Regions from separate parts of the Homo sapiens genome. Here region 2 is linked to region 1. Evidence: read pairs that join two places in POLR2A ChIA-PET (ENCODE). Cell type or tissue: A673. All regions are shown on one strand. Each heading gives the region's core, and the rest is flanking DNA. Links, peaks and the distances in the headings are about the cores only.

Region 1 (16,001 bases), core at 7,514-11,513:
CCATTGTGGCATACGACTCCATCCAAGACATGAACTGCAAGTAGGCAATGTTCTGTTAATAATGCCAGCATCTGCTCTGTGTTTTCAACTGGAAAGCAAGTATTTCCCATCCAACTCCACCAATTCACTCTTTGGAGTACTATAAAGGCTCTGACACAGTCTTTCTATGCCAATGGATTGGGTTGGCCATTTACAATTACTAAGATTAATTTACAGAAATATTTAATAAAAAATCTTTCAAGAAAAAAAAGACTTTGAGATGCTGATAGATCAGAGCATGGCATATGCAGCTAACATCACATCCATGCCAATGGCTATTTGCCATGCTGTTTTAGGTCTACATCTGCTGCTGGTTAGCAAAAATTACATTCACAGCTGTCCAGATGAATCAAATGTCCAATTAGCATTTTTTGCTCAGTGACAGGATTCTGCCCAGAACAAAAATTTTAAAACAGAAAGCACAACAGAACAGAGTTTTATTCATATTCTTGCTGAAAACAGTACTCTGTGAATTCTTGAATGTTTTAGAAAAAAAATTATAGGAAGTGATCAAAGTCCTCCAACAATGTGTTTTTCCCCTAGATGCAGTTAAGTTCAAAGAATTTTGGTTCATTATATGCATGCTTTCCTGATGAGAAGCCTTGGTCTGTTCTTTCCTGTTTCTCGATTCTGAAAGACCATCGCCATCGTATTTGCCATCCACTACAAATGGAAGATGGAGTGACCTTCTGCTAATAAAACCATCTCCTGTTTTCAATTTAAACTTCTAACGTGACAGGAAAGTGAATTCATCCTAATCTTCAGATTTCCCTGAGTGGTAATAATCAGAATTTATTTTATACTTATATGTTCAAGTATGTTAAGGTACTCAGCAAAATAACTAGAATTCTAATGCAAGAAGACTCACAGTAGAATAACCCAAGATGAAATTTTTGTTCCTCGAGTGCTTAAAGCCTACTCAATGGTTTTCCATTTCACATAGAATAAATTACCAAGGCCCGGCATGATCTAAGCTCTAGCTGTCCCCCATTCTTACCTTGTGCTTCTCTCCTTTAGCTCATACAGACTGGCCCCATTTCAGTTCTCCCAGCCAACTTCTTCTCCACCCCAGGGCCTTGGCGCATGCCCTGAATACTTCCCCTATCCCCATTCCTTAGAGCTTCATTTCTTTTGATAGTCCTTCCTCGGTCATATCTATCTAGCCCCACCTTCCCTCCTGTTGTAAAGCCTTTTTAAATTCCCTTCTTTAAAGTTCCTTTGTTGCACTGACCACAGTTTGTTATTTATATTTTTATTTGCATGGATTTTTTTGGTCTTTGTCTTCTAGTAAGAGGAAATCTGAAGAAAGGTAGAGCTTAAGTTACCTTTGTTCATCAGAGTATTTCCACTGCTTAGCACAGTGCTTTTTACTTAATCGCATCTCAATAAATATCAGATATCTCTAAGAGTGACTTAATGAAAGCTATATTAATTCACAATGTGGCCATACCATGCTTTGTAATGGAACAGACATCATTCTCTTCTCAGTCACAGCTAATGAAACTATCTTAGGAGGTCCTCCCTAGATAAGACTTTTTGTCTATAAAAAGGAAGTGGAAACTTTCAAGGGGAATTAAATCCCAGAATAATAACTGCCATAATCTGTAGCACATTCTCACTCACAAAGCAAGTACTTCATAGCACTTTTACCCCTTTTTGTTTCCTGTGTTATAGGAGAAAAAAGTAAATTCAGAGTTTCTGTATCTTCTTTGTTGCTCAAGATCACAAATTAATAAGGGGCAGAAGTAGGACTCAAACCCAGGCCCACAGGTATCTAATTCACTGGTCTTTCCTCACCCTACCCTCCTCCCTGCCTCATTCTTCTCCCTGTCTTGCAGTCACGCTACTCTTTGCCAAAGTCTGGAGATGATTTTCAGAGGAATCTACCCTGAAGGAGAAATATACTTTGATTTCCAATTTGATTGAATGTACAGCTAAATTAACTTGCTGGAGAAAATCTATTTTCAGTGTATATTTTTAACAATTAACAAACATAGTGCATATGTTAGAAACAAAAAATAAACCATAAACAAAGACAATGGAAGAGGTGAAGTAAACAGGCCTTTCTCTCTCTCTAACCCAATTGGGAGTCCATTGCTATCCATCTTATTAAGGATGGTTACAGAGAGGAGACTCATCCATATTTTTTTGTCTCTCTCTCTGTCTGGAGACAGTTTTACACATGCTTTGCTTAATGGACATTTCCCCATGGTCAAAATTATGTTCCATTCACTGTCATTTCCCCATGCCAAAGTTGATTTTTTTGACAAGCTCCACTGTTAACTCTGCAGCCCAGATGTTTCCATGGCAGCGGGTAAGCTGTGGCTGCAGAAACAGCCTTCCCCTCCACAGTCACACTGGTATTTAAAATGATAATCGCAAGTGCAATGTTAAAGTCAGCTAAGCTTTGGTATTTTTATATAATGATTGTACTGTTTTTATTTAAATAATAAATATCCATTTCAAAATTATTTTGTTATTGTGAGTATTATGTTTTATTCAAACAATGAAGATTAAAATTAAGAAAGGAAAAGGAAGGAAGGAGAGGAGAGGAAAGCAGGGGAGAGGAGGGGAGGGAAGGAGAGGAAAGGAGGGAAAGGGAGGGATGGGAAGCAAAAAGAGAAGAGCTACGTTCCAAGATGCCAGTGTCTTGTGTTATTAATAAAAATAAATTTAAAGATCAAATTTCTTTTTCAATATTAAGATACCTAGTAATTACAGCATTTCTCATTCCCATCAGCTTCCAATTCTCTTCTCAGCATGCCTAGGAAATTTGAATACATTCCAGGAAAGAAGTCCAATCAAGACGTTACTGCTAAGGTCGTAGCAAAGGAAATGTTCACAGCAAAGACAGGGACGACCAAGGTAAGTCTCACTAGGAGATCTGCTCTCTCTGTATTTGCTTCATCAGCAGTTTTTCTTTCACATTTAAATGTTTGAGCAGAGAACTATGCTCCACGAGCAAGAACCCAGCAAGGCTGAGCATGCATGAACACAGTTAACTTTTGTCACCAAATGCAGCTTGCAGCAAATTTAATCTGAAACATACTTCATAATGTTAAGAGTGCTTATTATGTTGCAGGGTGATTAGCATAAACAGTAAACAATTCACAAAGATGAAATTACATTTACATGGTGGAATTGAATGTTTCTCCTTTTCTCTTGTCCTTTATTCTTTAGTATCATTTATATCAGTACAATAATTTACCTTTAATTTGTTCAATATAGTCAAGACATGTAGATATGGGACACACACACACACACACATAGTGCCAGAGTCAATTCACAAGCTAGGGCACCTTATGCCCCACACTCATATCCTCTTGTTCACCATTACTCAAATTTCTACTCCTCCTCTACCAACTCAGCCTTTCCACAGTCTGCTCTTATGGTCTCTCAATCTTGAACACCTGATTCATATATATATGTTTCTCACCCCCAGGTCTGATCCCTTACATGCTTGAGAGTCCAAGATAAAATCAAAGGAAATATAAACAGGTATTGAGTAGGACTAAACAGGTAGGACCTGTTACCACAGGTATTAGTTTATTATTAATACCACAGGTATTAATTTCACAAAATTAAATGACATTTAATTAAATGACATTTAATTAAATGATGTCATTTAATTTTGTGAAAACCTAACCAGTATGACACTGCACATATTATTATAAACACAGAAGTTTTGGTTTAAAGGGTGTCTTGCTCAGGGCAACACAGGTAGTAAGAGGAATAAAACTGGCCAGGAATTCGGACTGCCAATTCTATGCTCTTTCTATGTGAACACAGAAAAGCTCTTGAGAATGGGTTTGAAGATAGTCTTGAAAGGATTTAATAGGCATTGTTTAATAGGCGTGGTTTATTTCTGACCAGCATCTTATCCCTTGAGATCCTACCTTCCCTGACTTTATGTGATTCCATTGGTGATGGAAATTATTGATCTTTCTCTAATCATTTCTTGTTCTTCCCCAAAAGCTGGGTACATGCTTCAAGGTTGTTCAATCTTTTTACTACATTCCTTTAACACTTTAAGTAGTCTGGAGGATGGGCATAAGAGCCAAGAAAGGTCATTCAGCATTCATGTCTCCAGAAAACGATCATTGGACTATAGGAAAAAGCTTCATTTTTCCACTAAGTTTGCTAAACTGGAGCAATATTTTTCTAGAGCTGCTGGAAGTTGTATTTCCTGGCTGCAGGAAGGAGCTCATCTGCTGTAGTTGAGAAAAAGGCAGAAAGACCAGATGGCATGCTCTTTCACTTCTTTATGCTTTTGCACATATGGGTCTCTATTTCTAGAACACCTGTTTTGCTTTTCCCTCCAAAAAGGAAAATATAGCTAACTCCTAATCCTATCAGGTTTTTGTTCCTTTAGGAACTAGGTCCTCTTCCCCTGTGCTGAGGTAGATGTTCCTGCCCTATACTCGAATAGAATCTTATGTTTACACCTATAATTGAAGTTATCACAGCGCATTGCAATAACTGTCTATTGTCTTTTCCACCCTCTTTATGAAGAGCTCCTCATGGAGAGTAAGCAAGTCATAGTTATCATTGCATTGATGTCATTTTAAAAAAACGACAGCTACATAATAGATGCTCATTGTTTGTAGAATGGGTGGATGGTAGGGGATCTAAGGTGAGTTTGAAAATTGTTTCTCAAACTTCAGAAGTTATTGAAAATTATCCTACACAAACAAGTGGAGGAAAATTTAGCTCCAAAAGTCCTGAAATTCTAAATTCTCTGAAATTAACATGAGTAAAACTAGACCCAGTGAAAATTATAAGCAGATACATTTTAGCACAATATAAGAGGAAAATTTCTACCAATCATACACATCCTCTAATAGAACTGATTATTTCACAAACTGACCAAAGGTGTTCAAGAAAGGAATGCTATATGTTTCAAGATTTTAGTGTCATTATTTCATTATCTTCTGGCTTCCATTATTTCTGTTAAGAAGTTGGCCATCAGTCTTTCTTGTGCCTTTGAAGGTGATCTTTTTTTTCTTACTTCATTTCACTGGTTTTAAGATTTTTCTCTTTATCTTTGGTAATTATTAGTTTTAGTGTGTTCTGTACAGAGATATTCTTCTTTGTTACTCATTATTGGAGTTTATAGCACTTCTTGAAAATGTGATTTGATTTTTGGGGTCATTTTTGGAAAATCTCATCCAATATCTCTTTAGACATTCTTCTGTTCTATTTTATTTTTTATTTCTTTTTTTTGGACTTCAGCTGTATATATGACCTTTTCATCATGTTCCCCTGTCCTTCTATTTTTAATGCTATTCTCTTGCTGTATTATTCTTGGTATTTTTTTCTGACCTATCTTCCAGTTCACTAATTGTCTCTTTAGCTGTGGTTAATTTGGTGTTAAACTATTTAGTTCTTAATTTCAGTTACTATATTGTTTAGTTCTACAGTTTTTTTTATTCTTTTTCATAGTCTCCAGTTCTCTGCTTAAATTCTCCATTTTGTCATCCAATTTCTTGAATGTATTAATTATACTCAGTTTAAAGTTTATTCCTGATAAACTCTAACATATAGATTACTTGTGAGGCTATTTCTGTGATCTGCTTTTTTATGTGCTTTTTGATTAATTCTTACCTTTTTTGCCTGCCAGGTTTTAAAAATTGAACTCTAAATATTGTGTGTAAAAAATTACACAGATAATCAGAGCTATAAAAGATATTATCTTTCTCAGGAAGAATTTACTTTTGCTTGAGACAACAGTCACAATAAAAGTAGATCACTTACTCACCTTAATCCCTCCTTAGTCCCCCTTGGTGGGCCCTGATCTCAATTTTTAGCAATGTCTCTCCTATATGAATAAAAAAGAAAACTCTAATTAGTTTTTCAGGCACCAAATGACACCAGTTGGGCTCAACTATATGAACCTACTTTTCTCTGGGTTTCTGCTTGCTCAAGTACTGGCTGCATTGGTATCTCTTCAATGCCTTCAAGATTAAACACACACACACACACACACACACACACACAAACACACATACCCCTTCAAAAAGGTATCAATCTAGAGCTACATACACATATACATCTATATTTCTTACTGTCTTGGCAGTTCTCCAATACCTTCAAGAACTATTGAATAACTACCAAACATACTATTTTATATTATATATATGTTGTCCACCCTTTTTAGTAGTTCTTAGCAGGTAAGTTTGTCTAAACAAATTAGCTTGCCATGGCCAGAAGTGAAATTCCACTATGTTGGAGTTTGACTGGATAAATCTTAAACTTTATCTGGAAGAGTAAATGCAAGAGAATAGCCAAGGAAATTTTTGTTTAATTCAGGAGAATTTGTCTTTATATTATAAAGTTTTAGTAATAAAACCACATGACAGTGAGACAAGAATAGAGAAATAGATCTATATAACAGAGAAAGGTATCAAGAGATGTTGGTTATATTATATATTTATTATAGTACTTTTTAAATATTATATAAAAGGAAGCATTTGCCATCATATAAAATGAATGTCAGATGAATTAAAGATCTAAAGATTCAAACAATCATAATGTTGAAGTAGAAAAGCCTTTCGTAGGTTAGCACACAAAGTAAAAACAAATGACAGATTTGTCTACATTATATAAAACTTGTATAGGGCAAAAGATACCATAAGCAGTGTTAAAAGGTAAACATATAAACAACAAACTGGGAAAGACATAAACAGCAGACAAATGCACACACACACACACACAAACACACACACACATATACACAAAGTGGGACAGGTGAAGAGACAATTTACATAAAAGGTACTAGAAATAGCCAATAAACCCATTGAAAAATGTTCAACCTCATTGTATTAAAAAAATCTGAGAAACAAAATAAGAGTTTTCTAATATTTTAGATTGACAAATATTTATATATATTTTTGGCAAGGCTGTGAAAATATAGGATCTCATATACTCTTGGTGGGAAGACAAACTGGTACAAATCTTATGGAAAGCTACTTTACAATATTTATCAAACTTTAAAACATTCATATCATTTCACTTCTAGGAGTTTCCTCCTACAAAAATATTGGCACTTGGGTAAAAGACATATACTGAAGCATTATTTCTAGCAGTATAAAATTGGAAATTACCTAAATGTCCCTAAGTAAAAGAATGGTTAATTAAATATTCGTGAATATATTAAATAGTATATTATATACTTATTAAAATGCATAAGGCAGGTCTATACTTATTATCATAAACTCTATATTGATTAGTGAGAAAAGCAAATTATAAAAATTTTATAGTATGATGTCTTTGAAAAACCTCTGTGAATTATTCCATATACATTATGTGTGTAGGTGTCTATGTACTATTGTGAATTATTACATATATATATTGTGTATGTGTCTGTGTATGTGTGTGCAAGGGGCTTGTTGAGAGAGCTGAACCCAGTAACCAACAGAAAATGGCTGTGGGGTGATTGTTTACATGCCCCCCAACCCCATTCATATGCTGCTATATCAGGCAAATCCCAAAGCTTCTTTTCTGATCACTTGCAGCTATTAAGAAATCCAGCCAGTAAAATGAAAACTTCAACTTCACATCCAATTGAAAACTTCTCCTCTCTTGCCAGCACAGGCCTAATCCTAGTTTCTAGGATTAATCCTAATCCTAGCGGGGTAGAGAGAATGTCTTCTCTTACACTCTTCCTTTCTTTCCTCCTACCGTTGTTGATGACTCCAACAGGGTCAAGTCCTGAAAAAGGAGGTGTCAGCTGAGTACGGTGGCTCATGCCTGTAATCCCAGCACTTTGAGAGACTGAGGCGGGTGGATCACCTGAGGTCAGGAGTTCAAGACCAGCCTGGCCAATATGGTGAAACCCCATCTCTACTAAAAATACAAAATTTAGCCAGGTGTGGTGGTGGGTGACTGTAGTCCCAGCTACTCAAGAGGCTGAGGCAGGAGAAGTTCTTGAACCCGGAAGGGGGAGGTTGCAGTGAGCCAAGATCATGCCACTGCACTCCAGCCTAGGCAACAGAGGAAACTCCGTCTCAGAAAAAAAAAAAAAAAAAAAAGGAGGTGTCAAAGGAAAAGGACAAAATGTCTTACTCAGCCAGTGCTGGCTGTGATAATCCCATCTGTCATGACAGGCATCTAAATTCTGGCTCCTTCATGGAAACCTTTATGGGAACCTTCAACATTACTGAGGGAGCCACTCTCCACTTACCCTCCTGCAACTTCTCACAGTGGTTCACCCTACAAGCTCATACTTCTGGGGTCCCTCCACCCTAACAGGCCACTCTTTGGAGCAGATTTCTGTCAAGATGTCTAAAGTCCAGTGGATCTCTACGCATGACGCTCACACATTCTTTTTCCACCATATACAACTTGTCAAACTGCTGACTCTCCCCAGGATGTGCCATCCCGGGCAGCCCTAGCCAGACTCCTGCCTTCAGTCTTCACCTACAGGAAAATAGTCACCTGTCACTACAGGCATGTACACCCCAACTCCCACAGACACACTCGAGGCTCCCCCATATAACCCTCCAGTCTCAGTCCACCTCAGTGCCCTGACCAGGATGAGCTTCCAATACCCCAGCTCAGCAGGTATTCGGCCAAGGAATAGAGTGCCCATTTCCTCCCACACAGGAATGAGCTATTCACATAGGGAGCCCCCTAACTGGGCCTGAAACAGAGGAGGAGAGAAAAGCTAACGACCTCTCTACTCCTACAAATTCCCTTCAAATACTCTTATTTCAAATTGATTTCTAGTCTACTTTTACTAGGCTGTTAGTATTTATGTCACTGGTCTCCATTTGCTTTGTTTTAGAAAATCCTATGGGGTGTATTTTGTGCTTCTCTTTAGAATACGGGGACCCTTATCACCAATTGTTTTCAAATTTAATGCGTTGACTGCAAATCTGAAACAATAGGAAATATCCCATTTAGCACTCTGTCCCGTTTATGCCACACACACTCTCATGCACGCACGTGCGCACGTGTGCAAACACATGTAGTTTGTTGAGCGGAACAAGATCTAGGATACCCACAAAGTGTTAACGCCGGTGATCTCTGCAGTAGAATTGCAGGCCAGTGTGAATGGTAACTTTTACTTTTCACTCTATTTCTGTATTATTGAATTTGCTTATAATAACCATGCAATTCTTTTGTAATTAAGAAAAGAATAAAATAGTAATGGTAGTAATAATAATAAAATATTGATAAATGCTGGCAGTCTTAAGTCTCAAAGTACCAGGCTATACTAGATGCCTTATTAACATAATGTGTTTTAATCCTCTCCACAGCTTCATAATTACAGCCTTTTCACAGATGAGGAAACTGAAATTCTTTGGTCAATTTAGTCCAAGTTCTAATCTGGGCTTGGCTTAAAAAACAAGGAAGTCTGCCTCCAGAAATCCATGGCAATTTAATCTTTCATAGCACTTCATAGCAGTGCCCAAGTGACAGGCAGAGAAACAGTGTTGTTGACTTGACTACAGACTGTGAACTGCTTTTGTGCACCTGTTGCACCCAGTACGGTGTGCTGTGTAGGTGTTTATAAGATGTTCCATAAATGCTTGTTGGATGGGTTGGGAGATCATATAATTTATCATTCAAATCAGGACACTTCTGATAGTGAAAGTGGGTGCTATTCATAGTTACATAGGTACAACGTGAAAAATCAGTACTGTTATGCACAAAGGAGTTGCACAAAGGTCACCCTGTTGGTGGAAGGAAGGAAGGAAGGAAGCAAGGAAGGAAGGGAGGGAGGGAAGAAGGAAGGAAGGAAGGAAGGAAGGAAGGAAAGAGAGAGGGAGGGAGGGAAAGGAGAGGAGTAAGAATACAACCATGTTGTTTTATGATCCTGCAAATCTTTGAGTAGTGAATAAAGCTTATTCTTCCACAATTAAAGGCAAGAATCTTGAAAATAAAACAGACCTGCAGGGAGATGGTATATTTGTGTAAACAAGTTTCAGTTATAAGTTAGACATTTTAAGGCTAGGCACGGTGACTTACGCCTGTAATTCCAGCACTTTGGGATGCCAAGGCGAGTGAGTCACTTGAAGTCAGGAGTTCAAGACCAGCCTGGCCAACATGGTAAAACTCTGTCTCTACAGAAAAAAAAAAAAATAGCCGGGCATAGTGGTGGGCACCTGTAATCCCAGTTACTCAGGAGGCTGAGGCAGGAGAATCACCTGAACCTGGGAGGTGGAGGCCACAGTGAGCCAAGATCATGCCACTGCTCTCCAGCCTGTGCAACAGAGCAAGACTCCATCTCAAAAAATTTTTTTTAAAAATTTAAGTCTTACATTATAAAAGAGGTGGGATGGAAAGTAATCTGGAAGAGAAGGCTGAAAGAGGAGTCTGAAGATTAAAAAAAAATAACTGTTTATTTTCCACTTTTGACGGACAGATAGTGACTGTGTTAGGAGACCCAGTGAGGCATCCAAGAGAAAATGCCCTATGAACAAAGTTCTTTCTAACAATTCATCTGGGGAAGGAAACGAGCTGGGAGAAGAGTAGGTCTTCTCTGTTGAGGATTGTGCTAGAACCAGGTCAGAGGCAGCAGAGATGCCAGTTCATACGCAGGCCCAGCTGAGGCGCATCCAAACCTGTCCCCTCAGCTGGGAGGAGCTGGGCATGAAGGAAGGGCCAGAGCTGGGGAGTCAGAGTCAAGCCCTAGACACACTACTTGGGCAAGTTGTGCCTCACTTTCCTCATCTGTCCATCTGAGATGAAAATAGCCACTTTACAGAATAAGGTGGAAATTCAAAGAAACAAAATGTAGCAGACACATGCCTCCCTTACCATGGCCATTGTCTTTAAAGTACAGTCCACCTGTTCTGGATAAGGGCGAGCAGCTGAGGACACGTGCTCAACTAGTCAATGCTGTTTCATATCTGATGCTGATGCTGTGGACAACAGGGGACTTCATGTCATTGTTGTCTCCCAGGTCACATCATGGGCTGAAAGATAGCTTCGGCTTTCTGAGAACATGGCTCTGCATCCCACCATTTACTTCCCTCTTCCGAGGGGATTTTCCTCTTGGAATCAGGCTCTTCATTCTGTGGAATCTGGAGCTTCACCAAGAGGCAGGCTGAGTGTGCAAGGTTGGGCATCCCTGGTTATACTAACATTGCAACTTGTGTTTACAACACAAGTTAGGGTAAGGATGCGTCTATGTGAGCATGTTCATGCGTGTGCACACACATGTGCATGTGTGCATGCAGGCATGTTCATGTCTGCGTGTGCATATATCTTTAGTGGGAGAGAAAGAAGGAGAATGGAAAGGACCGAGCCCACTGATGTACCACAGATTATCTCCCAAGCAGGACCCCCTGCATCTGGAATATTCACTTGTTCCCAACATGCAGGGAGAAGAAAACTAATTCACAGATACACCATATTATAAATCTAAATTTTTAATGGCATTTTATGTTATTAAACCCTAATGAGAAAAGCCTGAGCAGAAGAGAAGTCTAGCTTATTAAGCTCATTTTTTGCTCTATTTTTCTTTTTCTAAAGAGATTCAAATTCAAAGTCTGCACAACAAAGGAGCGCTCATTCCCCTTTATGGAGTAATATGTTTGTTTTGTTTACTTTAAATTGGGCTTAAATTAGGCCTCAGAAGGAGGGAATTCATTAAAATCCTGCTCTGTGATGTTGGCAGGTTGCCATCTGAGAGGCCTGTATTACTTCTCTTGATAAAGTTCAAAAGAGAAATAACAAATGCCACAAATAAGAGGATGGTTTTACTCAGTGTGCCAATTTAAAATGTTTTCATTAGAGTATAAAATCATAAAATTAGAAAGATGAAACTGATTCTTGACAGGTAGATCTTTCCCCACTTAAAATATACACAGATATTGTGTATACTATGTGTATTTCCTTCTAATATTTTTAAATAAAGATATATACACACAAACCCAAGAACACACATGTGTTGTAAAACTGGTATCTTGCCTTATGCATAAATATGGGCCCTGCTCTTTTTCATATGATCTTATATTGTTATCATTGCTTCTGCCACTGACTATTATTTGAAAACAATATTTCTTTAAATGGCTATATAATATCCCACCATAGTCAGGCATAAATCATCATTAAGAGTTCCCTTTCGTTGTTTGTAAAGATTATGTCTAATTAATCACCATTTTAAGTACGTCTGAGAAGTAGCCGTTGTTTAAATATAAACTTGAGACCAGCTATGTCTTTAAACTCTTAGAAATGGAGTTTTCATGTTCAAAGAGGTGCTCATTTTAAAACTTTTAGGACTTTTATCGTGAAATGCCCCCCCCCATGAAATTTGTCACTGTATGGCTCCCACTAGAGGGGAGGTAGGCTGAGATCTCACTCCACCCGCACCAGCCTTGAGCATCATTCATTTCAATCATGCTGATTTATGTGTGTCCACTGCAAATTTTTTTATTATTATTTATTTATTTGTTTATTTTTAGATGGAGTCTCGCTCTGTCGCCCAGGCTGGAGTGCAGTGGCGAGATATGGGCTCACTGCAACCTCCACCTCCCGGGTTCAAGTGATACTCCTGCCTCAGCTTCCCGAGGAGCTAGGATTACAGCTTAACTGCATGAAATTTATCTCCTGGGAAGTGTAAAGTAAGACTCTCACTTGAATTTTTCAAATATGCAATTACTTCAGTACTAGTTTTTGAATATTCTCTTTCCTGTTATTTGTAAATTTTCTTTCATCACACATTATTTATGATTCTACAGCTTTCCATTCTGTTCCACTTATTTCCCTATTGTTTTTTGCAGCTTACCTAAAAGTTAAGGTAGTTGGGTAATTTATTTTGATATCCGATGCTTCACATTTGTTTTAATTTTTTTCTATATTTTCTTAACTATATCCTCATGTTTGTCCTTTCAGATGAAATTCAGAATCCATTTGACAAGCTTCCCCACTGATTTAATGTCCTACTGAAATCATGCTGAACCTACAAATTAGTTTGGGGAATGCTGTTTCCTGTTTTTTGTTGTTTTTTTTTTTTTTTTTTTTTTTTTTTTTGACGGAGTCTTGCTCTGTTGCCAGGCTGGAGTGGTGCAGTGGTGCGATCTTGGCTCGCTGCAACCTCCGCCTCCTGGGTTCAAGCCATTCTCCTGCCTCTGCTTTCTGAGTAGCTGGGATTACGGGCACATGCCACCATGCCCAGCTAATTTTTGTATTTTTTTTTTTTTTAGTAGAGACCGGGATTCATCATGTCTGTCAGGCTGGTCTCGAACTCCTGACCTCAAATGATCCACCCGCCTCAGCCTCCCAAAGTGCTGGGATTACCGGCATGAGCCACCGCGCCCTGCCGGGGAATGCTGTTTCTATACTTAGCACTTGGGAACATAAGTTTCTAAAGTAAGAGTTCAAATCTACTGTCTGCTATTTTCATGTTATGTGACCCTGGGCAAATTACTTGATCCTCCCTAGCTTCAGTTTTCTTCCCTGGACTATAGGGTCATGGTGTCATCATTCATAGTCTCTTTCCAGCGTGACACAAATGGGCACTCAATAAATACTTATCTGTTAAGAATGAATAAATTATTGAATGAATCCATCTATATTCCTTCCAGAAATATGAGGATAATAATTCTTAGGTTATAGATTATAAGCGCTAAAAATTAAAAATGCCTAGCATAGTGGCAGATACATGTTTAGTGTTCAATATATGGTTATTATCGTAATTATTGTATTTATAATATTTAGTCATCTTATCTGGAAATATGGAATGTCTCAATTTATTCGCATTCTCTTTTGTGTATCTCAGTACACTTCTATCATTAATACCATACATGTTTACTTATTCCTAGGTATTTGCTAGCTGTTAAAAATATATTTTATTACATCTTCTCACTGTTTGTTAAAATGGCTGAAAACCTAAGTCCATAGGTGTCCATGCTTTATTCCAAAGTGAGAGATACTTCACCTTCTAGGATTATCAAAGGAGACAGCTGAGAATCATTTTTATGATGCTTATCCTGTTATCCTCTTGAGCATCTATCAGGATTAAAACTGGAGAGGTGGGGAGAGTTTGCAAATTAGAGACTTTTTAGAAGAGAGAGCAGTGTGCGTGCTTCATCTCATCTATCCCCTCTACCACCACCCCACCAACACACGGAGGACACGCATGAACCCTAAGGAAGAGTGTAGGATGCTTGCTTCTCAAGTCAAGTGAAAGTAGCTCCACTGGGGCCACTCAGAAAACTGGTTGTGTGTGTCCTGAGCTGGGGACACCGTGGTGTAGAATCTGATTCATGCCTGAGGCATCTACAGGACAGAAGCCACAGCAGCCTCCAGCAGAGAGTAGATGCGGTGGTTGGGAAGAAACTGCCCCCCATCGACAGCAGATCTAAGAAATCTGTTTTTCCTGGGACCAGGTAAGAACCAGTAGGGCTATCTGGCAGCACAAGAAGACTTGAACAGGTCAGGTGTGTGGCTCATGCCTGTAATCCCAGCACCTTGGGAAGCCCAGACAGGAGAATTGCTTGAGGCCAGCAGGTCAAGACCAGCCTGGGCAACACAGCAAAACCCCGTCTCTACAAACTAATAATTTTAAAAATTAGCTGGGCGTGGTGTCACATGTTTGTAGTTCCAGCTACTTGGGAGGCTGAGGCAGGAGGATCACTTGAGCCCAGGGAGTTGGAGACTGCAGTGAGCCGTGATCAGACCACTGCACTCCAGCCTGGGTGACAGAGTGAGACTCTGTCTCAAAAAAAAAAAAAAAAAGTGTGAGAAGTCCAGGTGTACATCCTCCAGGTAAGGAAACTGGAAGTGAGAAAACCAGAGAATCTCCTTAGTGTTAGGGGTTCTGCAAAGTACCCACAAAGCATTTCAAGAGAAAGTGCCCTTAAAACATCTCAGAGCCCAGAGAGTGGCAATGCACAATATCAATCAAAGAAGACATTCCCTGCCCACTTGCCACCTCCTTTCTCCCACCCTCGTCCCTACCCATTTTGACTCTGGAAGTATTAGCAATGGTATTAGCAAGTGGGTGAAGGAATAGAAACGCTCACCCAAAGCTAGAAAATGGGAGCTTTTTGTTTAAATTTGCAGTTTGGACTTTGAACTGGACTGAGAATATTTACAGGATTAAAGTGACCCAAAGAGTTTTTAATTATCTCAAAGAGGCCTGAAATATTACAGGGCCCTTCCTGGAATGTATCCAAAAGGGTAGGAAAGAATGTGCCCTTCCAAATGACTGTGCAGTGCAGGGGGAAGAACGGAATCAGGTTGTTGTCTGCTATATCCTTCCAGTTCCTATGTTCAACATAACAGTTGCATTTGTTTACATTTTAATATTTTTATAATAATAAATAAGAAAAGAAATCATGAAGATGGTCGAGCAGTTTAGGAAACTGAAATCCAATTAATTAATCATAGAAAGTTTACATAGCAGAAGATATTTGTAAAAGTGCCCAATCAAACCAGTAAATCAAAGGATGGACCATTAAGGTTATCTGCTCCATTGTTCCATCTATGGACCGAGTTACAACTAAAGCATCCATGTCAGATGAAACTCCCCTGTTTAAGAAACCTGTAAAGGAGCTCAAATCAAGTAAAATCTGATGGTTTCTGAGCAGGGCCTTTGCCAGGGAGAACCCCTAACGGAAAGAGTGGACATTAATTACCAGGCCATAAAACTCATGAACGCAAAGAACATAACTTTGCAAAATTGTTCTCTAACTCAGCTTCATAACTAGTCAGGGCCTTCATTCTATCTGAATAGATTGTAGCAAACCATCTATTCCATGCAGATAAATTCAGTCAATTAGCTGATTTTCTTTCCAGGAAGTACAAGCTAAGACTTAGTGACTTAGTGTCTTTCCAGGAAGTACAAGCTAAGACTTAGCTTTTGGGGGTGGGTGTTTTGCCCACCCACCCCCAAAGTAGCATCTAACTATGGGGAGAGTTTTGGTGGGATAGGGTATCTGGTCTGCAGCTTTCCACCTATATCTGATGGAATCTGCTGGGATATAATTCCCCTTATATAAACTCTGGTC
Region 2 (16,001 bases), core at 5,973-9,972, 200 kb before region 1:
TTGAGACAGATTTTTGCTTCATTGCCCAGGCTGGAGAGCAGTGGCGTAGTCATGACCTTGACCTCCTGGGCTCAAGTGATCCTCCCACTTTAGCCTCCTGAGTAACTGAGACTACAGACATGTGCCAGCTATTTTTTTTTTTTTTTTTTGAAAGATGGGGTCTAACTATGTTGCCCAGGCTGGTCTTGAACTCCTGGGCTCAAGCAATCTTTCTGCCTCAGCCTCTCAAAGTGTTGGGTGTACAGATGTGAGCCACCGTGCCTGGCTTATATATTTTTAAAAATTAAGTTGACTCTTTTGGCTTAAGTATTTTAAATAATGTTTACATTTCAGTAGGATAGGGTCATTATGCATCTAGATTATATAATCTTTTACACACTATTTGAGATATGTTTCTATAAAATCCTTTCATGAATGTTTTATGTCAATTTTGTTGTTTTCCTATATATTCTTTAGTCAGTGAAAGAGATAGTACTTCATGTCTTTTTAAAAAATAATAATACCTGTTGTTATTTAGGAGTAAAATAACTGTGAATCACCATTATTACAAATAATACAGCTTAGATCAAAGATCAGTATCCAAGGGATATATTTTAGTAGATAAGACTTTAAAGAAAGATGTTTTCTTGAATTTGTGGAAGTTACTTAAGTACCATCAAGGTGAAAATCTCCCTTTTTAACCATATAAGCTTTTTCTGTAGTTATAAAAATAATGGTTTCTACCACTGTACTAATTAATGATAAATAGGGAAATACCTTAGGAACTGTAAAAGAAGAAAGCTTATTTTTATTTTCTAGTTTGAATGAAAAGAAAAGACAAAAACTGGGAAACTTATCTAACATATCTAACAACCACATTAACTCTTGTTCCTGATATGCTCTGTCTTACTCAGTTAGGCTAGCTGTGAGCAAGCCAGGCCTTAGCAAAGGCAACACCAGGCAGCCAGTTAGAATTGTCATTATTAGCAGGATATGGCTAACAATATATGCACAGCCAACTAGGCCTTAATCATAGGGGGATAGCAGGTATAGTAAAAAAGATTATGCTGAAATATGGGTAGGATCAATATAATTAAAATCCTTGGCCAGGCGCAGTGGCTCACACCTGTAATCCGAGCACTTTGGGAGGCCAAGGTGGGAAGATTGCTTGAGCCCAGGAGTTTGAGACCAGCCTGGGCAATGTAATGAGACCTCATCTCTACAAAAAATTTTGAAAATTTAATTTTTTTTTTTTAAAAACCCTTGACTAAAGTTTTAAAAATCTCAATGTGGGATAAATCCACACACACATTGAACAGTTTGGTGGGAGGACATATGTAGGAATGCAGAGAAAATAAAATAAATGAGTTTTGTATTGTGAAATATCCCACAGTTATTTGGCCCACTTTATCACAGAGTCAGAGCTTTATCAGCCCCATAGTGCTCAGTTTTTAAAACAGGTCCCTTTTCCTGGTATACTGGCCTATGTCCTACCTACCATATTAAGAATTCTTTACCACGTAAATTTATTCATGCAATACATGAACCATTCCATTTTACTCATAATATATGTTACCAAACCAGACTTTAATCAAGAGATTTTGCTACTGAGGTTGTCTAAGATTTTACTTTTTACTCTTTTTGAAGGCATTCTTCACGAAAACTTTTCATTGCTTTAATTACATCAATTAATTTTTTTTTAAATACCTCATTAGTTCCTTTATAAATGTTACTGTTTTTGTTAGGATGGTCGTTTGAAGCCAGGAGATCAACTTGTCTCAGTCAACAAGGAATCTATGATTGGTGTATCATTTGAAGAAGCAAAAAGCATAATTACCGGAGCCAAGTTGAGGTAACTATACTATCCATGAGATAGAATGAGTCATTTAGAATGTCTCCTTGAAAGCAGTAATTTAAGATGTATTAAGTACTTTATAATAAGTATTTTTTAATAACATCTGAAACATTATCTTGGATTTCAGTTGTACTATATTCATAGCATATCCATAAAGTGATTTCTTTTTAGTACTAGGTTAGAATCTGCTTGGGAGATAGCATTCATAAGACAAAAATCCGACAACATTCAGCCAGAAAATCTGTCATGTACATCACTTATAGAAGCTTCAGGAGAATATGGACCTCAAGCCTCAACATTAAGTCTTTTTTCTTCTCCTCCTGAAATACTAATCCCAAAGACCTCATCCACTCCCAAAACAAATAATGACATTTTATCTTCTTGTGAGGTAAGTCAGGTAATCTTAAATTTCTCTATATATGCACTCCATAAATTCCCTATACATTTTTACATTGGTTATGTACATATAGAATTATTTCAGTAAAATTGTTAACAAATTAATATTTCTTTGAAAGATTTTTTTCTATTTAAAATTTTTATGCTGTGTTTTCAATAAACATATTTTAAGTCAGCATGTCCTGTGTCCAGGAGCATGATTGGTTAGAAAATACCAGCATGACAAAATGGTTCCACAAAGATATGCCTAGATATCACTCAAAACTATGTTAAGAATGTCATATTTGGTTTCAGTTGGTTTAGTTATTTGCCATTTCTGTTCTCTGCTTGACTGAAGTGAGGCCATCTTCCTTTTTGTTCCTTAGCTTCTTTCCCACACAGTGAGGCTAATCCCAGGCATCCAATCTAAGAAGGTATTGCTCCTTCATGTGTGCATGCTATAGTTCACCCAAGTAGAATCACACAAAATGGGGAATTTCTATATCAGAATTAACATACTCAATTACTAACTGCTATATTATCTGAACAAATTACAGTTACAGAATAAAGTGTGTATTATTTATATCTGTGTTAGCTGTAAAATAGGAAACTTAAGCTTTTAGTCAGTAGAATAAAATTCATCAAAGGTAACTTCAGTCTCTGGTACATGCTGAACAGAGACAGAGTATAAGATTTTCTGTCAGCCCCTTATACTTTGTCACTTGGAGCTATAATACTTTTAAAAGACAAGATGAGTGGCCTTATATTTTGTTATCCTTGGATGTGGTAGAGCTGAAAGCAATTGTTACCTTTAATTCTGAATTGCTTTGTTTGAAGATGCATATACCAAAATTTTAGAGGTTTCATATTTGAGGGATAATTACTTTAATCTCTTTAACCATTCTTTTTATGTTAACATGGGCTTCAAGTGACCTACTTTAGTAAATGACATTGCATGTTCCTCATTTTCTTTCACAGATAAAAACTGGATACAACAAAACAGTACAGATTCCAATTACTTCAGAAAACAGTACTGTGGGTTTGTCTAATACAGGTAAATACACATTTAATTTCTATTTCCTGTTTTTTATTTCAATTCTCTCTCAATGAGGAGTGTGTAATGTGACTTAAGACTTTGAAGAAGGGTGAATTATGTCTTTGTTCCTTCAGTGAACGAAAAAGTAAAAATAATGTCTTTCCGTTGGGCCCTGTTAAAGTATGACTTTTATTAGATATTTCCCTGAACAAAGAGTTGAAGTTTCAAAAGATGCATTGTCATAACAGTGTTTATGAAGCTGTAATAATTAATGAATTGTTTAAATCAAATAATGGAAAGTCTTCTATAAAGATCAAGATTAGGTTGCCATGTCCTTTTAGTGCAATACTGATGAGGCATATTAAATACACCTTTCGGAAAACACATTATAGAAGGGAGCATACCTTAAGAAAAGAAATGTATCTTGTTTTTTTGGAAGAAATCATATGGATATCAATTATAAAGGGTGTCAGTATTGTTAATTCATTATTATTGATTCTTAATTACCATAAAATGATTTACTGACTTTTTAAAACAATAAAGCGTTAATTATCTAAGCCAAATGTAAAATAAAGATTTTTATGTGGCTATAAGGTGCTTACAGGATCAATACGAAGAAAAAAAGCCCCCTGAAATTATCTCCAAAAGTTAAACACAACAATGATAAAAAGACTAAACATAACTGAAAAACTAATTATATATGCCTAATTATAAGGTAAATTTTTACCTGTATATTTTAATTTTGTTTTAATAGCATTATTTATATAAGAACTGAAAAATAAGGAAGCATTAATTTAAATTAAATAGCTACCAATCTTTTTTTTGAGATGGATTCTTGCTCTGTCGAAGTTCCGCCTCCTGGGTTCACGCCATTCTCCTGCCTCAGCCTCCCAAGTAGCTGGGATTACAGGCGCCTGCCACCATGCCCGGCTAATTTTTTGTACTTTTAGTAGAGATGGCGTTTCACCATGTTAGCCAGGATGGTCTCGATCTCCTGACCTCGTGATCTGCCTGCCTTGGCCTCCCAAAGTGCTGGGATGACAGGCGTGAGCCACCGCTCGTGCCTGGCTCAATAGCTACCAATCTTTACAGGAGTTTATACTATATTCCACAGTAGTTTCCTCCGATTTGGGGTGGTATTTACCAGTGGGTTAATAGCAATCTTAAGCCATGAGTTATATTACCTTTTACTTAGATTTATTGACCAACTTTATAGCATTATTCCTCTTACATAATTAATTTCCAGTCTCTGCATGTACTGTATTTATTTTAAACTGGGAACCCTTATGAGAAGAAAAAGACAAATGAAACAGTCATGAGATGAGCATCAAAATTGCTAGATGATGGAAGTCAGAACCCTTTATTCCTTGATATTATAAAATATTAATAATTATATAACATGTTTTTAACTTTTAAAGTAATTGAACTATTCAATGCCTATTTTAACCTTTTATTCAGTAAGGTTTTACTATGTTATATGTGTAGAATACAGTACAACGGGAATTATGAAGAAATTAGGATATTTTCTGTGAGATACTTAATAGTATATTGTGAAATAAAACATGGGGCTAAAAATTATAATTATTGAAATTAGGAAACATTCTAATTTATATGCATGTATTTGTTTATAGATGTGTGTGTATGTTTATTTTATCAAGCAGCTACTATTTGCAGTTTTTTGTGTTAATCAGAGCAGGATATGGGTGGTTTTGTTACTCTAAAAAGCATTCTGTCTTGTGGATGAATAACACATTTACACAAATTATGTAAAGACATGAACAAAGAGGCCTAAGGAAGGAAGTAGTGAGTGCTATGAGTATGGTATAAGGAAGGCACAGTGGTTACCACCAGGCTCTGAATACAGACTCAGTGTTCAGGTTCTTGCTTTCATCTTATTAGCTCTGTAACCTTGAAATAGTTACAAGTTACAAGGAGTTGTTATGAGGATTAAACAAGATCTTGCATGTCAAGCACTTATATTGTAATTAGTGCATAGTATATGCTTACTAAATTTTCCTGTTACTAATAATATGGAACCTATAGCTTAGAGTGTAGCTCAGATAATATTCTAGGTCATGTTTATAGAGCAGAAGGAAAGCTTCCAATTCTTGATTCAATTTTATGTCCTCCCCTTGACCCCAAAAACTAGTATATAATAAGGAATCTGTCACAATATGCAGAAATTAAGAAAAATTTCTTGGCAAAAGTCAGACATTATCCAAATCTTGAAAAAAGTGGTAAACATCAATTGATAACTGAACACAGGAGATCGTTTCAAGTTAAGGAAGCACCACAAATAAAAGCATAGAACTAAGGATGAGCTAGATGTCAGATGATTCTAAGAGTCAGGTGTGATTAGAGCAGAGATCTTGTTAACAATGAATAAACTCAGGTAAATTTATACCAGTCGCTATAAGAATAGTGGTAGATTTTGTAATAGAAAAATAGGTTAGTGAAAAATATATTTAAGTAAGTTATAGGTAAATATTAAAATACAATTAAGACGGAACATTTTTCTAGAGTAGAAAGTGCATCAACTCAGTCTCATTTTCTTCTACATAAATGTAGTAGGCAAGATATTTCTGGGGAGTGGAAAAAAGGCAAAATCACCTCTAAATTATCTCTAGATAACTTATATACATTGTGATTTGCATATTATAAGTACCTAATTATAGATTGTTACAAATCAGAAATTAACCATCACTTCTAGATTTCTTCAGTTACCTGATGCTAATACAAAAAATATAAACAAATTTTAATGTTAACCTCAACAAAAGTAAATGTAATTAGATAGTTCTATTTCTGTTCTTATCTAAAAATCATCCCAAAGTGTAAAATAGGTTAGAATTTTTAAAATCCACATAATATTTAAATGTTTTAAAAATGATGCTATTATACAGAAATTTATTTCAAAATCCAGAGTTGTTTACTAGTGCTATATATAAGTTGAATAACACATGAGTTTGTAAGTGAGCTAACAATATACTAAAGACATTTCTAAGGATAGCAATAAACAATTGTTGCAGCCAGGTGCGGTGGCTCACATCTGTAATCCCAGAACTTTGGGAGGCTGAGACGGGCAGATCACTTGAGGTCAGGAGTTCGAGACCAGCCTGGCCAACATAGTGAAACCCTGTCTCTACTAAAAATAGAAAAAAAAAAAATTAGCCAGGCACAGTGGTGCACGCCTGAAGTCCCAGCTACTCGGGAGGCTAAGGCAGGAGAATTGCTTCCTTGAACCCAGGAGGCAGAGGTTGCAGTGAGCTGAGATTATGCCACTGCACTCCAGCCTGGGTGACATAGCAAGATGCCATCTCAAAAAAAAAAAAAGAATTGTTGCATGAAGAAATACAGTCATTATTTTAACTTTACTAATAGCGCGTAAAGCCTTAATTCCTTTAGACCAAGTCTTTTGAAACTGAAGCAAAATAGTTATGGGGAAAAATATCCATTCAGAGTTCATGGTATTAAGCAAATTGTATTGATCCTTTCCTTACAAAACATTCCTTTTCTTCTGCTGCTACAAAGAGGATAGGAACAGAAAATCCGAGAGAGGCCAGGCATGGTGGCTCACACCTATAATCTCAGCACTTTGGAAGGTCGAGATGGGAGGATCATTTGAGCCCAGGGATTCAAGACCAGCTTGGGCAACATTGTGAGACCCTGTCTCTACAAAAATTAAAAAATTAGCTGGGCATGGTGGCATACACCTGTGGTTCCAGCTACTTGGGAATCTGAGGTGGGAGGATCGCTTGAGCCCAGGAGGTCGAGGTTGCAGTGAGCTGTGTTTAGGCCACTGCACTCCAGCCTGGGAGACAGAGCAAGACCAAGACGCCTCTAAAGAAAGGAGAAGGAGGAGGAGGGGGAAGGAGGAGGAGGCGGGGAGGAGGAGGAGAAGGAGACGGAGGGAGAAGGAGAAGGAAAAGAAGTGGGGAGAAGGAGAAGGACAAGAAGGAGAGAGAGCCAAGAGAATAATAAGCCATACTTAGAAAAACTCACTCCCCCAGAAAGGAGCAAATAAAGAGCTTGGAGCTGGGATAGAGAGATGTCATTGGCAGATGAGGAAAACTTCTATGAGGGGCTTTCAGGTAAAGTTACTCTGAATTGACAAAGTGTGCTGGAGTTATACACAGACCCTCTTAAGGTTTTAACTCAAAAGTAAAGGTCTAAGTTGTCTGGAAAAAACAAGATTTTGTTAAGCCCTGATTGCATATTGTTAAATGAAGGTTAGTGTAATTTTACATTAAATCTCCTTATAATACAGTGTCTCTGTGTTGATATTAACAATACTGCATAAGTTTTCACAGTAGTTTTCTATGATATTGTTGATCTTCTAACTCCTATGAGGCAGTCTGGTTTATTCCCTCTACTTTATAGATGAGCAAACTGATTATGAAAGATGTTGAACACACTTAAGAACATTGGTCTGGAGTCACAAGAGATTAGACTCGTGACATTATAATGTACTAGCTGTGTAACCTAGGCTAATTTCTTTACCTTTTCCTGCCTTGGTCTTTCATCTTTGGGATGGGAATAATAACACCTATGGTCACTGTGGTCATTTTGAAGATTAATGAGCTTATATAGGTACATAGTTTACTGTTTAGATAGAAGTAAGCATAAATAGGAGCTTCTGTTCTTTTCACTGTTAGAGATAGCAAATTTTTATGCTTAGATGTAGGAAAACGTAAGTGAGAACACATTCCTCAGTGTGTCAGTGTTGTAGGTGTTCCTGTCTCACCTTCTCTCATTCTCCTCTCTCCCCCTTGCTCTCCCCTCTGCAACTCTTCCAATCACTTAACACTTGAAATGAATAATTCAAGCCCAGGTTTAGTCTTTGAGACCATAATCAGGTTCACTTGGGTCCACCTAGTGTTAATGTGCCTTAATTGCAGACCAAACACCAAGCTGGAAGTCATTGACAAGCTTCACATATCCAAACCTTAAAGGATGAAAAATAAAGTTATCTGCTGGTTGGTCTTCCATATCATTCCACTCCATGCTATCTTTATACTACACTTTAGGTTTGGCACAGGATTTCTCTTAAGAGAGGAAAAAAATTATATGTATGTATATAAAAAAATTATATGTGTATGTGTGTATATATATGCATACCCATATATGTATATGTGTATATATGTATATATGTATATGTGTGTGTATATATATACACTATGTATATATTATTTTTAATTTCATAGCCAACAATTAGGTATCATGATTACAAAGGAGATTCACTTACTTTTATCAGAATTGTAAAAATTCTATTTAATACTAAAATCAGTCTTTTTCAAAGTTTAATTCCATTTGAAGCTAAAAGTCAGCATCCATTTTTTTATGATCTTGACACCTATAAGCTATATTAAAGATTTTACATAGAATGTTAAGGATGTGTTAAAGGTTTAGAGGAAGACTATTTATTTTCATATGCACTTCTTATGTTCTTAAGAGAATGCAAATCATTTTGTACTTAGAGACAGATGCTCTGAGAAATTTTAAAAAATTAAAACACTGCATAAAGATGTGACATTTTCCAAAGATTTTTCTTCTTCCTCTTGTTTCTATGTAGAACTAGTAAAATATCATTTAAAAGTGTATTTAGAATAGTGGCAATTTAGATAGTAAGATCAATATGAATTACAGGAATTTGTTTTACAAACTTTGGCATATTAAAACGTACAGTATTTCAAGTTCTGGTCTTTTGTAGCATCTTTTTTATTCATGCACTAAGGACAAAGGCTCATTTAAATAATCAGGGTATATTGAGAAGATGTAGAAAAATGGGTAAGAAGTGTATGACTTTTAGCTCTTGCAAATTCATTTATGCTACTTGAAATGTAACCTGTCTTTAAAATAAGAGATAAGATTTTTAGCTCAAAGTACAGAATCTGTATTATACTTTATGTGCAAACTTGAAATGACTTGCATTTATGGTTTTTTCCAGAGTACTTCCAGAATACACATCACAAAACACTTTTGCCAGTCGAAAAAATACCAACATCTTTGAACAAAAAGACTTTTTATCTTTTTAAGGCATTGTGGTGATGTAGTAGTGGTGGGATGTATGTTTGTCTTTTAAGTTAATATATCTGTGGGACTTCACAATGCATAATTGCCTACTCTTATATCTTAGGACTTAAGTAAAGCCAACTTATATAAAAAATTTAGACTTAAAAAAATTATGAAAACTTGCCGGGTGTGGTGGCTCACTCCTGTAATCCTGGCAGTTTGGGAGGCTGAGGCAGGCAGATCACCTGAGGTCAGGAGTTCAAGACCAGCCTGGCCAACATAGTGAAACCCTGTCTCTAACTAAATATACAAAAATTAGCCAGGCATGGTGGCATGCACCTGTAGTCCCAGCTACTTGGGAGGCTGAGGCAGGAGAATCACTTGAACCCGGGAGGCAGACATTGAGCCAAGATCGTGCTACTGCACTCCAGCCTGGGCAACAGAGTGAGACTCTGTCCCCCCTCCAAAAAAAAAAAAGAAAAGAAAAAAAAATTATGCAAACAAAACTAAAAGCTGCTAACTGATTAGCTAGAATTATTTTTGAACAGCAGGAACTCAGAACATATCCTGTCAAATAAAAATTTCGATTCCAATTAAGTTCCCAATTAATGTGCACCCTGTTGTCTCTTAGATGTTGCTTCTGCCTGGACTGAAAATTATGGGCTACAAGAAAAGATCTCCCTAAATCCCTCTGTTCGCTTTAAGGCAGAGAAACTGGAAATGGTAAAACCTTTAAATTTTCATTTTTCTTCCATAAGACAAAAACAGGAAAGAAGTATTCTCCTTCTTTGAGAGGATAAAGTACTGGAGTCATTAGTTTCTTGAAGTTACTTATTTACAATTAAATGAATGGCAGTTTGGATTTAAATTATTTAATTCACATTTGAATTTGGTAGTTCATGGTGGTTCACTAGTACAAAATAGAAATAAAATCTTTCATAACTAAATTGGCATTTGGATCAAATAGTTTTCTCCTCGGAGAATAAGACAAATGTGATTTTTACAGTCTAGAATAAATGGAAAGATGTAACAAATTATGGCAAAGTAGACGAGGCTTCATAATGGCAATAAACACAATCAAGTAATAGTCCATTATTCAATTTTTTTTAAGTAAAGGGAAACAAAATTTTAAAGAACAAAATAGTCAGATGTCCACTAAATATAGAAAGATGGTGGCAGTATACTAAAGCACTGAAAAGTAGTCCTGGGGAAAGTGGAACATTGAGACTCTCATGTAAAAGAAACTTAAGATGATTAAAAAAGAAAAATTAAAGGCAGAAAAGCACTCGAAAGCATTTATCAGGTTACCAGGGATCTGAAGGGAAAAATAAGCCCCTTTTTTTTTTTTGATGTAAAATGGATATACTGCTGAAAGACCACAAACTCTACCTTCCAGTCAGTTTTTGAGGATAAAGCATTCTTACATTTTAGGAAGAGTATAAAAATGCATAGCTAAAATAAAGCACACAATCTGTTTATTCCCATATCCACACCTTTGCTTGGTCCTATGATAGTCCTTTCTCATTGCCAATTTGAATCTTATCTAAATTCTAACTCACATAGGGGAGAAAAGTTTTCTCACCCATCGGTAGATTCATGGCTAAGACACCTATAACAAAAGACAGATTAACGAGAAAATAGCATGCAGATTTATTTAATGTATGTTTTACCTGACATGAGAACCTTCAGAAATGAAAACCCAAAGAAACAGGGAAAACTGTATTTTTATGAACAGTCATACAGAAGTGTAATTGGAGCACAAAAGGGTGTAATCTGATGGTAATAAACTGGGGGGAGCATAGCAAGGCCTGTTTGTTCAGATTCTTAACATCTCTGTGTCTTCAGAGTTGAAGATATTTCCTTTCCTCTAGGTATAGGGAGGTCCTCTCTGGAATGAGGGTCTTTTAATCTACTTTTAGGGGAGGATCAGCTGGGTTTTATGGCCCACCTCAGGGGAGAAAAGGTGAGAGAAGGTAAGAAAGACCTTCCGGCTTCTGCTGTTTTCTTGCACACCAAAGTGCCATACTTTGAGGCAGCATGTCCTGGATTTTGTCATTCAGTTCCATCTCCTTCATTCAGACTTTGCTAACTATTATAGTTCGGACCAACATTGCCTTCTTTTGCACGTTAGTAGCACTTACCTTCACTTTTTGGTGCCCTATAATCTTTTCTATATCTTGTTTTATCAATGAAATTATAAGTGTCTTCACCGCAGACCCTGTAGCACCTATTAGTGTTTAAATAGCTGCTTCGTGCTCCATAAAATTTTCCAATTAATTAGATACTTGAGATGTCTCCTTTATACTTTCAAAATCCTGAGTATCTTTTGTAACGTGTGTTTATGTTTGTGGCTAAAATGTAAGTTCTGGCTAACGCTTGGTCTGCAATCAGTTAATAGTAATATTTTCAAAAATAGAGTGTTTGAAGTTTAAAAGCATGACAATTACATATCTAAAAATGAATAATTATTCAATGATATTGATTTAGTATACATTTCTGAACATCCAAGATTTAATACCATTCTTCTGGATAAGGAGAAATTTATCCAGCTAACTGCTTTACCTGACAGACTTTGTTATTTTACTTAGTTTAAATTTTTCTAGCACATGATATTATTTTTAATCTGATTAATATTCTTTGAGGTATGAAAATCGAAATTTGTATTGATTCTGAGAAATATGAGTTGCTTGGCCATTAAATCTGAATTCCAGTTTTGGTTCCCCTTTAAGCCTTAACAAATTATTTTTGTGGAAAAGTAAAATGCCAGTTTTACATCAAAGAAACCCACATTTGATATAAATTCAGCCTCTGCTCTTAATCAAGATAGACTTGTTAATTTTATTTAGTAGAGCATTCTTTTTTTTCAGTTTGAAACTATATTTCTCTTAATAACTTTTTTCGTGAAATCTACATTAGCATCTATCCACCCAAATTATTTCTTGAGCTACTCTTCTTGTTTTGCATTACTGATGCAATACAACACAAGTAAAAGCTATTACTTGTTTTGCACATACTGATATTAATGTCATAATATCAGTATCATCTCAGCTTGAAATAGGTCCTTCTCTTTTGGTTGCTACTTTGTAGACAGATTCAACTTTGTTGTCCATTACGTTTTAACACATTCCTATTCAGTAATAAATAAGGCCAATGTGATCAGGTATTTAAAATAAAATAAAATAAAATAGTATATTTTTTAATCTTCTATAAACATTACACGTGGCAGCTCGAAAATTGGTGTTTTAATAAAATTTCACAAGGAAAGGATGTTTACTAATTATGAATTTATTAAGTAATTAGCCTACCCAGTACAATTTTTAAGGAAAGCAGAGAGGTTAGAATTTGATTAAGGAAATTACCTGTCAAGACAATGTCATATATATATATATACACACATACAAACATATATATGTTCAGACATATGTATATATACATGTGGCATTGTCATGAATTCTTTTATATTTTATTGGTTTAAGTAGAGAAATTTATAACACTGAACTAGTTATTTCTTAATTCCTTGTCTGTAAAATGGATTTACATTTGCCTCTTTCTGTGAATACTCTGAGAATGATTTAATATACAGATATTTTAATGTTATTTCAGCATAGTTATTTGTAGTGATATATTTCTTCAAAGTATGAATAGTATATGTCTCATTTGATCCTAATATTAAACTTATAAATATGCATTATAAACTTAGCAAATAGGGATACAATTTATTGCTTGGCTTGAAATCAAAATATCGTACCTCTGCATTATCTGTATATTTATACCTATGGAAGATGCTTTGGGATATGGATGCCATTTCGCTGATATTTACTTTTACCTCTTGCCATTTCTGTAACGTTTCAAGAAAACTGTAGAGAGCAATGGCATACCCAATGTCTCATTATAGTTAATGAAATATTCTTTGTATTAGGCTGAAAGGTGTGTGACTAATATTGTAACAAAGTAATTTTTAAAATTCATCATTCAGACATCAGAAAAACTTCAGCACATTTATTTGTCTAATTAACAAACTTTTATTTTTGCTTCAGATTAAAAGATGACCTTAGTCATTTAATAAATTATTGGAACCAACTTTTTGTTTTACTTTTTTCCCCATACATATTCTGCTTACATATGAGACCTACTTTTTGATAAAACATGTTACTTCCAACTTAAATTTAAGAGCTTACCTAACATGACATGTGGTATTCTTCTAGTGTGAATTTTACTTTCAACAAAACTGTCATTTATTACTAAGCTTAGCTCTATATCAAAGTACACTGAGTTAATTGCATTGTGTAATTTTATTACTTAATGTAAGAATTACCATATATTGAGCACCTTCTGTGATAGACACTTTATTTGCATTATTTTTTTTAATTTTTTTTAAATTTCTTTATATTAAAATATTAATCATGTACAAGAATGTATGTATTATACACATACAGTTTAAAGAATAATAAAACACACATTTACCCATCACCCAACTTAAGAATCAGAACCTTTGACATTGCTAATGTATTTCTTCTTGATCATATGTACCTCTCCCCAAAAGAGGGGAAATTTTGAGTTCGTCATTTCTGTATTTTTCAAAAATTTTCAGTTAATTTAAGTATTGTGGGATCAAAGAGTTTATTTTCTTTTTCTTTTTTTTTTTTTTTTTGCAGTTGCAAGATTTAATAGAGCTCCCATAACAAAGGGAGGGGACCCAAAGAGGGTAGCCATTGGTGGCTCGAATGCATGAGTTTATATCCCGATCATTGTCCTTCCCGCTGTACTCTCAGGCAATAAATTATTGGCTATTTCTTTACCTCCTGTTTTTGCCTAATTAGCATTTTAGTGAGCCCTCTTTACTACCTGATTCGTCGGGTGTGAGATAAGTTGCAAGCCCTGTGTTTAAAAGTGAATGTGGTCAGCTTCCCAGCTAGGCTTAGGGATTCTTAGTCGGCCTAGGAAATCCAGCTAGTCCTGTCTCTCAGTCCCCCCTCTCAACAGGAAAACCCAAGTGCCATTGAGGAGGTTGGCCGACGACCGCTCTAACTGCTTCCTGCTGAACTGGGGTGTAGTAGGGTTTGTGCAGTTGAGATTTCCTCAGGAGGGGTGCCTTCGATGTCATTAACATCAGAGCATGGGCTAGCAGGCCGGTCCAGGGGTCCGCGGTAGATCTTAGTCATGGACTGCATCAGGTGCTCCATTTGAAGAACTATTTATGGTTTTACAGCTTCGATTCTGGAAGAGACAAGCTTAACAAGGAGGTTAAAGATACAGGGATTGAAATGTATAGCCTGCAGTGCAGGGGATTATTTCTTTGGCACACTTCACAGTGCACCATTGGTTACCTTTCCATTGGTTAGCTGCAGGCAAAAGTATTTTTCCTTCTTCGGTGGCTAGCCATCCTGAGGGGAGGAAACTGTGTCCTCATGAGGTTCCCCATTCTATTTCTTCTTCTGAGTACTGGGGCTTTGTTTCCCGGAGGGCATTACCCCATAGTAGGGTTCCTTCTATAAGCATTTCTAATGGAGGGTCCTGCCTTGCAGCTCTTTTTGCTTCAATATCTGCTTGGCAGTTCCCTTCTATTTCCCTTTTCTTTCCTTTCTGATGACCCCAGCAGTGTAAGACTTCCACCTCTTTAGGTTTCTGTACTGCCAGTAATAATCTCCTAATGGCTTCCTGATGTGTGATAGGTGTTCCCTCGGAAGTTAGGAATTCCCTTTCTCTGCATATTGCCTCATGGGCATGGAGGACTAGGTGAGCATACTCAGAGTCTGTATATATATTTACCCTTTTCCTTCTCCTAATTCTAGTGCCCCAATGAGGGCTATTAGTTCTGCCAGCTAAGCACTAGTTCCTGGAGTGAGGGGATTACTTTCAAATATTCCATTATCACTGACCACTGCATACCCCGCTTTTTGAGGTCCTTTTTCTACAAAGGAACTTCCATCAGTATACAAGTTGAGGTCAGGATCAGTCAAGGGAACCTCTAGAAGGTCCCCTCGAGTGGCATAGGTTTGAGAAATTATTTGTTGACAGTTATATTCTATCTTCATTGTCTGGAAGAAATGTGACTGGGTTAAGAGTTGCACAAGTGCACAGTTGCAGCACTGGCCTTTCAAGTAATAGAGCCTGATATTTAAGTAAACGGTTGTCTGACAGCCACAAGTCTCCTTTAGCAGTGAGTATGCTGTTCACCTCATGAGATGTCCACACAGTAAGATCTCTCCCTGTATTATTTTAACTGCTTCAGATACTAAAACTGCTACTGCCACCACTACCCATAAACAATGAGGCCAACCCTTTGCCACTACATCAGTTTCCTTACTCAGGTATGCCATGGGTTGCAAGCTTGTCCCTTGGACCTGTGTAAGGACTCCCAGAGCTGTTTCTGTTTTTTTCTGTGATGTATAAAGAAAAGTCTTGCCCCGTTGGCAAGCTTAACACTGGGACTTGGGTTAAGGCCTTCTTTAGGGCCTGGAAAGCCACTTTTGCTTCAGGTATCCATCTTACTAAATGGGTATTGGCTTTCTGAGTTTCCTTAATTACTGTATATAATGGCCTGGCTATTTTGCCATACCTGGGAATCCATATTCGGCAGAAGCCTGTTATGCCAAGGAACTCTCTTAGTTGCTTTAGGGTTTTGAGATGAGGATAAGCCAGTATAGGCTGGATACATTCCTCACTGAGGGCCTTGGTGCCTTTGGATAATTTTAGTCCTAAGTATTTAACCTGCTGTGAGCAGAGCTGAGCCTTCTCTTTGGAAAC

What was found. Peaks named below come from ENCODE experiments on the same cell type or tissue, not always from the same donor. Only the 100,000 strongest peaks of a DNase experiment are listed, where the experiment ranks them.
Region 2: POLR2A ChIA-PET joins it to region 1 with 8 read pairs; 1 of 35 experiments calls an interaction of 5 or more read pairs at or near these places.

The regions. Positions count from the first base shown.
Region 1 is chr17:55,198,809-55,214,809 of GRCh38, forward strand. It overlaps a transcript of STXBP4 not described here. Among named protein-coding and RNA genes, the nearest start is that of HLF, 58 kb to the right of the region's middle. In A673, for the core only: no CTCF peak of the experiment used is centred there; DNase peaks (open chromatin) are centred at 8,653, 9,413 and 9,643; H3K27ac peaks cover 3,825 bases.
Region 2 is chr17:54,997,621-55,013,621 of GRCh38, forward strand. It overlaps STXBP4 (syntaxin binding protein 4), which reads left to right. Exons shown (of 18, transcript NM_178509.6): 5 at 1,725-1,831; 6 at 2,012-2,222; 7 at 3,188-3,263; 8 at 9,886-9,977. Among named protein-coding and RNA genes, the nearest start is that of STXBP4, 37 kb to the left of the region's middle. In A673, for the core only: CTCF peaks have their summits at 8,137 and 8,347; a DNase peak (open chromatin) is centred at 8,101.